2 separate regions of the Homo sapiens genome follow, and region 2 is linked to region 1. A link is a loop called in an ENCODE intact Hi-C map of the cell type or tissue named here. Cell type or tissue: Calu3. All regions are shown on one strand.

The links. A loop is a pair of places that touch in the nucleus more often than their neighbours do. Peaks named below come from ENCODE experiments on the same cell type or tissue, not always from the same donor. Only the 100,000 strongest peaks of a DNase experiment are listed, where the experiment ranks them.
Region 2: a loop joins it to region 1, with 2.9 times the contacts of the local background. A loop is called at or near these places in 1 of 110 quality-filtered maps.

What each region holds. Positions count from the first base shown.
Region 1 is chr18:57,140,268-57,144,267 of GRCh38, forward strand. No RefSeq gene overlaps it. Among named protein-coding and RNA genes, the nearest start is that of BOD1L2, 4.8 kb to the right of the region's middle. In Calu3, no CTCF peak of the experiment used is centred here; a DNase peak (open chromatin) is centred at 1,574.
Region 2 is chr18:57,444,201-57,448,200 of GRCh38, forward strand. The region is part of intron 1 of ONECUT2 (one cut homeobox 2); the gene reads left to right. Among named protein-coding and RNA genes, the nearest start is that of ONECUT2, 11 kb to the left of the region's middle. RefSeq lists enhancers at 1,857-2,151, 1,950-2,094 and a cis regulatory region at 2,017-2,028. In Calu3, CTCF peaks have their summits at 2,350 (motif pointing left), 2,557 and 3,344 (motif pointing right); DNase peaks (open chromatin) are centred at 281, 2,321, 3,081, 3,331 and 1 weaker place.

The sequences.
Region 1 (4,000 bases):
GTCTGTGGCCTGTTAGGAACCAGGCCGCACAGCAGGAGGTGAGTGGCAGGGGAGTGAGCATGACTGCCTGAGCTCCCCCTCCTGTCAGATCAGCGGTGACAATAGATTCTCACAAGAGCATGAACCGTATTGTGAACTGAGCATGTGAGGGATCTAGGTTGCATGGTCCTTGTGAGAATCTAGTGCCTGATGATCTGTCACTGTCTCCCATCACCCCCAGATAGGACTGTCTAGTTGCAGGAAAACAAGTTCAGGGCTCCCACTGATTCTACATTATGTTAAGTTGTATAATTATTTCATTATATATTACAATGTAATAATAATAGAAATAAAATGCACAACAAATGCAATGTGCTTGAATCATCCTGAAACCACCTCCACCTGCCCTGCACCAGCCCGTGGAAAAACTGTCTTCCACGAAACAGGGACTGTTGCCACAGAGTTTGGGGGCCACTGCTTTAAGCCCCCAGTCTGTGGTACTTTGCTACAGCAGCCCCAGGAAATGGGTATAGACCCCATGGGAGAACACCTGAAGGGCCCTTGAGCAGAATGAGGGGTCAAGGAAGGTTGCCTGGACTGAAGAATGTCTAGGCTGAGACCTGAATGACAAACAGGAGGTTTCCAGTAGGGAGGGGAAGGGGTAGTGTCAGTGAAGAAGGAGGAAGGGACATCTGGGCAGAGGGCCTGGCCAATGGCCCTGCAGTTGGGGAGGCCCTTTGGGAATTGCAAGTCTGTGGGACTGGGGACAACACTGAGTCAGAAACCCAAAGGAGGGTGATATGGTTTGGATGATTGTCTCCTCCAAATCTCCTGTCGAATTGTGATCCCCAATGTTAGAGTGCAGCTTGGTGGGGGGCAAATGCGCCATGGGGGTGGATCCCTCATGAATGGCTTGGTGCCCTCTCTGTGGTATGAGTTCTCACTGTATGATTTTAGTTTAAAAGAGCCTGGCACCTCCTGCTGTCTCTCCTGCTCCCTCTCTCACCAAGAGCCATGCCCGCTCCCCCTGCCTTCCCCCTTCCGGAAAAGCTTCCTGAGAGCCCAGCAGATGACGGTGCCATGCTTCTGGAATAGCCTGCAGAACCATGAGTCAAATAAACCTCTTTTCCTTATAAATTACCCAGTCTCAGGTATTCCTTTATAGCAACACAAAATGGACCAGTGCAGAGAGCATCAAATGTCAAGGGAAGGAAATAGGCCTGAGGGTGGGAATGTCCAGTGCAAAGCAGGTTGCTCAGCATGGGTCTCTGGAAATTCTTGGAAATGCCCCTGTCTTCTACTGGCAGCTTCCTCCCCAGATTCTCACTTCAGACAGCAAGGTTGTAAACCCAGGCCACTGACCTTGTCTACACATTTGTCACTGTAGATCAAGAACAATTTTTTTTTTCCTGTAGTGATTGATTTATGCAGGTCTCTTGGATTGGGTTAATTGTCAACAATGTGAGCTCCTCCTGCAAGACAGGGAGTGGGGTTATCAGCACACTGTGTTACCCACAGTTCTTCAGACTGAGAGCTGCAGATGATGCAATCCTATGTTGACTTGCTCCTGGCCCTGCGGGGCGGTTGGGCTCACCTGCCCACAGACAAGGCACGATGACTGATTGCCTTTCGTCAGTAATCGGCTTGACACGGAGCCAGCAAACTCCCAAAGTTAGATTAGGAGGTGAAGTAATTGGCTGAGGACTTTGGATTTTAGTTTACTAATGTCCAAACAATAGGGAAGCTTTCTGAATGGAAACAAGCCAAAATATTTGGCCTTCAAAATCCCTTCCGGGGGCATGGAAGTGTGCTGGTTAAGGGTGGGGCATGGGTTGAACAAAGCCAGTGGGTGAGATGTATCTCCATGAGAGTGCACAAAAATCAGTGCTGCTGCCTTGTTGGTGAAAAAACAAGAAAGGAAATGCACAAAAAGTGAAACATTGTAGGATGCTGAGAAGGCAACACAGCACTTGCTTGGCAAATAAGTGGAAGTAGAAGGCTGTTAAAACTCAGAGTTTTGGCCTGCAGTTTTTGTTTCTCAGGAAAGTCACATGAGAATGAGCGATGAACTTTCTCAGGACCAATTTCTGGACAGTGGTTTCTGTTTTATCATTCAGAGAAAGGCAGGGACTATTCTCCAATGTTTTGTAGGCTGTCAAGAGGGAGGATAAATCTGAGACTGCCTTTAAATACTGGGTTTCAATTGCTTCCTTCCTTCCCAGGGCAGATATACAGTCTTCTGGTATGATTTAATGTCCAAGCTCAAGTGGCTGGTGTGCTTCTGCAGGATGCAGACAGCACTTTGCAATTATTTTTGTGTTCTCTGCAGAGGACAAGGTTCAGCCCCCAGTAGGGGGACATTCAGGGCTGATGGTTCTGTTAGGGAGGGAAAGTGGGAGAGCATGGTCACTGCTGGCCTGACTCCCTACTGCTTCTGGGAGAGACCTTCCTGTAATCATCACCACCACCTTCATCATCATCACCATCATTGTTGTCTGCTGCTGATGTTGTGCTAGAAGGGGTGGAGGTGCTAATTACTTATGCTTTCTCCCCTCTTGGTTTTAGCCAATTAAGGAGCTCAATGGGATCAAAGAGTCAATTATAGTACCCAAAGCATAGGGCTCTCTGGAAAACTGGGCAGCAAGATCTTCCGTGTGGCTCTCCGGTCTGAACATACACATCCAACCACATGCCTGCTAAAGAGAAGCAGACTTCCCTTGTGGTTGGGGGTGGGAAAAGGAGGAGGGCAGTGAGCTCCAGAAGAAGCCAGGCAGGTCTAAGAGAACCAGCAAGACATGTCCATGTCCCACTCAAGGATTCTGCTCTTGGCAAATGTGGCCTGGTGGATTTGCCTGGTTCTCCCTGATCTCCCCAAGCAGATAAGTCACTCTTCCTCTGGCTGGAGCAGCACATGATGGGGGAAGTTGGGGGAGAGACTGGAAATGTGTATCCTGATACTGGTCCCTTCTGGGCATGGCACAAGGTGGAAATGTAAGCAGTGGAGTCATAAGCATGTTCCTTTAATAACTGTGATGTTTGTGATCATCTCCTAGGTGCCTGGTAGTTTGATCAAGATAGTACAGTCTATACCTGATTAATTTAAGGTAGTTTTGCTTGCTGATGAGGGCCCAGAAACCATGGCTTTACAGTTCCTCTAAATTGTCACAGGCTCCCTAAGTCAAGCTTTTGGCTAGCAAAAGGCTTTTGTTCTTGTACAGTTATCAGCAGGGGCCAGGACTGGCCACAGGCTGAGTCTGCCCTGGGTAGTAGAGGTCAGGAGCTGGGAAAGGAGAGGAATTTTCTCTAGTTTAGTCTTCCATGCCTCTGGCCAATAAGATTGGTTCGAGGATGAGGACTGATCCAAGGTAGACCAAGAGATATGATCTTGAGACTTCTGTTGGAATTTCTCTTTCTCAGAACTAGCAGCTCTCCTGTCAGTGGCAGTTGCTGACTATGGGTGATGCACACCTGCAGCTGCTCGGAGAGCCCTGTTAAGACATCCAGCCTGGGAGGAGAGCCAGTCAGGAGGAAACCAGAGATCAAGTTCTGATTATTGTGTTCAAGTACCTGGATCCCACTATGCCTGAGCCAGAGAGACCTTTGTGTCTTTAAGTGAGCCCATATATCCCCCCTCCTTTTTTAAGCTGGGTTTCTGTTGTGTGCAATCAAAAGACTTGCCTAATGCATTTGTGGATCTTTCCAATGGAATAACCAGTGTTTAGATCATTGATTGTAGAAATAAAGCAGGAAACATACACACATAGTGAGATATGAGGATTCTCCGAGCCTCTATGAGCAAAAGTAGCCCACTCCCACCTTCAAGCAGAACTGGAACCTCTGAGGTTCCAGTATATTTACTCTTCTGAATTTTAGGATTAACTCCAGGAGTGGTAGCTGAAGCTGTCAGCAGCCAGAAACATTTCAATTTGAGTTGATTAGTCCAGTTTTTTCCTTTATCAGAAGTGGAGAGAAGTGGGCTGGAAAGGAGTGAATATGCAGAAAGTGCTTTGGTATTTGGGGA
Region 2 (4,000 bases), 300 kb after region 1:
CTGCTCCAATTGTAGATATTTCATTTACAGTTTTCTCTGTGCAATCAGCCTTGGAGATGGTTAAGGATAGGAAACTAGGTTGACTGGCTCACCAAATTCTAGAATGTGGGCTTTATTACTTATGTTGCATTGACATCCTTGAAGGAACCTGTTTGACGGCTCATTTTTCTGCCGTATTTGGAGAGGCCACAGGCAGCAGCAGCTCCTTGAGTTCCAGCAGGATCTGGGTGGGTAGCAAGCCTTTCCTTTTAAGGGTGATTGGCAGCCATTGGCAGCTTGCTTCCCACTCCACCCCAGTGCCCTTGAGCATGAAGCTGTGCCCTACTGCGTCCTCCTGGAGCAAGCTTGGAGTCCCCACCCCCCAGGGTGAGGTTCTGGGCTTTGCCCAAGTTGAGTCTGCTAGGGAATCTGTTGTAAACACAGATCCATTGATTTGCATTTGTCAGAGAGTAAAGTTAAACCAGTGAAAAGAGAAGCCCTTATCCTTTTATGCAGGGCCAGGGAAACCTTTCATATTGATCCTATTGATCCAACCTTTCCCTTTAAGGAAACCACATAGTTAAAGACCCTCGTTCAATAGATTTACCCTTCGTGCTTGTGATATTCCTTTAAGTGTTCTCATCTAGGATAGCTGGGCATTAAGCCCACACTCCAAACCAAACAAAAATGGGAAGGGGGGTGGGAAGAGAGGGGGTCAGGAGGCAGAATTGTGGGAAGTGAAATTAAATCAAACTGAAATGTGTAATGACCCAGTTGGGGATGTTTTTCTCATTCTTCTAAAATGACATGCAGGGATAAAGACAAAATAGATGCATTTGGCATCTTTTTTTTTATGAGAAAAGAAAATCTGTTTATATGCCTAGAGTAAAAATGTCTCAGGAACATCATTTTCTACTGTAAAATTATTTCAATTAAGCCACCAGTTTGCTTCATTAAGATTGGTTCACTTAAAAGCAGTGATGTTGCCACAATTATTTTGGTTCATTTGTAGCAAATCAGAAAAAGGATTCTCCCCAGAAATGCAATATTTTGGACTCTGTATATGAGCATAAACACTGAAGTCACTTGAAAAGAGAGAGGATTTGGAGTTTTTGTGTTCTGCTGGATGTGGGAAGCAACGGGTAGAACTTTTGTTGTGGAGCAGAGTAGACGCAATAGGAATTGCCAGATATTGCTCAGTATCCCTCTTGCTTGTAGATATGAAAATGTAAGTCTCATTTGCCTCCAGAACCATCGGCACAATCCATTTCATTTCTTCCCTGATCCTTTTTTCCTGTCTAAATAACATCCATTTGTGATTTTTTTCAACACGGTACATGACCTGTTTCTAATTGGCTATCTCTTGGGTTGTTTTTGTACATTCATGTTTGTTTTATGTGATTGAAAAATATTAATGATTTCGTAGGTGAGCTAATGTATTTATCTGCTGAGCGAGTTCAAAGGGCAGAGTTCAGCTATGGTTCAGGTTAATTGAACAGGAAGCAGTGAGCTCTCCAGGCTGTGTTGAACAAGGGATCAGTCCCTTAAAATATCACACTCAGCAAACACAATTTCACTGTCTTCATCCTAGAGTCTGATGTAAAAGGCTCAGATCAACTTGGATCACTTGTTTAAAAAACCAAAGCAAAGCACAGTAACTGCAGCAATACCCTGGAGTCCCCCTCGGGGAAGAAGAGTTTTCTCATTGGCTAATTGCTTTATTGGTAGCACTGACCTGCAGAGCAGCTGCAGGAGCCTGGATGAAGGCTTAGGCCTCAGAATAATGTGCTCCATTAGAACAGGGCAAGGCATTTTTTGTTTACTCAATTGGAGCTCCCTGCAAAGTGCCATTAACCCCGGCCCAACTGCTTGTGTGCTGCAAAAGCCAAAGGTCACGCCAGTCAGTCTGTAGGCATAGCAGCTCTGCCCTGGTAGGAAGGTTGGGGTCGCATCCTGCTGGCACTGCCCTCCCAGGGGCTCGGGCCAGCCCTCTGGGCCCTTTCCAGAGTTTTGACTAAAGCAAGCAATTGCACAACTTGTTTACATTTCCCAACTGCTGAATCATGTTTTGATGATTAAACAGTTTTGATCTGAGCACCATCAATCACACACATACAGAAAATCCCCCCACTGCCCCTCTATTTTCTATTTATGTTCTCTTCATTACTGTGCATTACAGTAAACAGAATTGTGCAAACGGTGCTTTTAGCAGGAATATAGTTCTGATAAGTGCTTGGATCAAGGGGAAGACAGACCTCCAAACATGGCTGGGGGGCTGTTTGGTGGAAGAAAGGTTTCAAGTGGAGTCGGGGAGCACAGTCAGGGCTTCCACCGCCAGCAGGTGAACTAGAGTGCCACCTGCCGGGAGTCTTCTAACTGCACTAAGCCCTGCACCTTCCACAAGGTCCAAGCCCCTTCCTTCACTTTGTTCCTAATATCCTTGTCCCCATTCCCCACCCTGCAGATCACTACCCATGCAAGCATTATCTTCCTAGAAGTAGCTTAAAGGGCTTTTTCCTGGTCCTTTGAAACTGTAACCTCTGCCTCTTCTAATTCATTGCCAAGGAGAAATCAACAGTTCTGCTGTCATAGGTGAGGTGATTTGCCCATCCTGCACATTGAGGTAATAGTCTCCTGCTTAGTTGGACTGTGCTTGGGGGAAGAGAAGCAAAGAAAGCAAAAAATAGCCGTGGGAGGGAAAACGAATGATTATGTGTGGAAGAAAAATGGCTCCGTTGATTGTGCCAGTGAGGGCTGTGCCAACTGTAAGGTGTTCTGCAAAGATAAAATATTGTACAAAGGAGAGAGGATGGGAGAGAATTAGCATCTACAGGGAGGACATCGAGAAAGAGATATGCCAAATCAGCAAACTCGAGTTTAGGCTTTGTGAAATCCCCTGGAAAGAGAAAAAGTGAACCAGCCGTTTTGCAATTGCAAAGAAGTGAGCCAGTGAGCTAGACTTCGAGCCAGACTGTGGAGCTGGCTGTAGCTCTGTGGGTGGCAGCTATTTCCACACTTGCTTCACATGGACCCCTGCCTGGAGCCCCTGGTAGCAGAGCGCCTGTGGGTGGGTTGCTGCCTCCACGCCCCGGCGCAGGCTTCAGCACCACGAACAGCGCCATGGAGGAACGCTGTTTGAGCGAATTGGAGATGGACCCTCTACTGCGGTTAAATCCAGGCAAGAGCCTGACCAGTATCTCCAGCTCTGTAGGTCTCAGCGCCCCAGTGCAGGGCCTCATATTTTCCTCTGGAGCCCTGTGGCTTTTCAGCTCTCTGTGTGAGATCAGCGATAATAAAGGGAAGAGGAGGCGGCATCTGGGTGAGAAGACAAAAGATGCTGAAAGACTTTCCCTCTGAAGAGGAAGAGCATTACCACCGCTGGGGGGCGGGGGATTGAACTATTTTTCTCCATGTTGCTGCCTTCTGCAGGCATGATTGCCACCCTCAACGGGATGTTTTAGATTTAGGATTTCCTTTCAAGTGTTACTGTCTGCCTGCCCCCACGCCCCACCCCCCAGGTATACACAAACGGATGCTTTTGTTTCCCCAGATGCATGCTCCTGATTTTTGAAAGCATGACTTTTATTATATTAAACAATATTCTCACATTATAGCAGCAGTAATGTCACAAGGAGAACCAACTGTGGAGCATCACCACCTTCGATAAATCTAGAAACTGGATTTGATTTCTTGAGAGTCTAGTGATGAGGCTCTTTTTAATGAAAACCTTGCCACTGCTTCTGTCCCTGACCCCCTACGAAGGGCCAGAGATGTTGAGTGACTTCCTCCAGGCCACACAGTGGAGTCATATGGCACTGGCCAGGGTGAGAACTGACAGTAGGCACTGACCCCTGACTCTGGCCTTTTTCAATCAGTTGCTTTGCTTTATTTCTGGTTTTATTCCAGAGAAAAGAGATAGGAGAGTCCTTTTGGTCAATGATTGAGCACAACTCACATCTCTTTGGGTTTCGAGTAAAATGGTCCTTGACTTCCCAAAGCTAATTAAAATGTAAAACTCTTG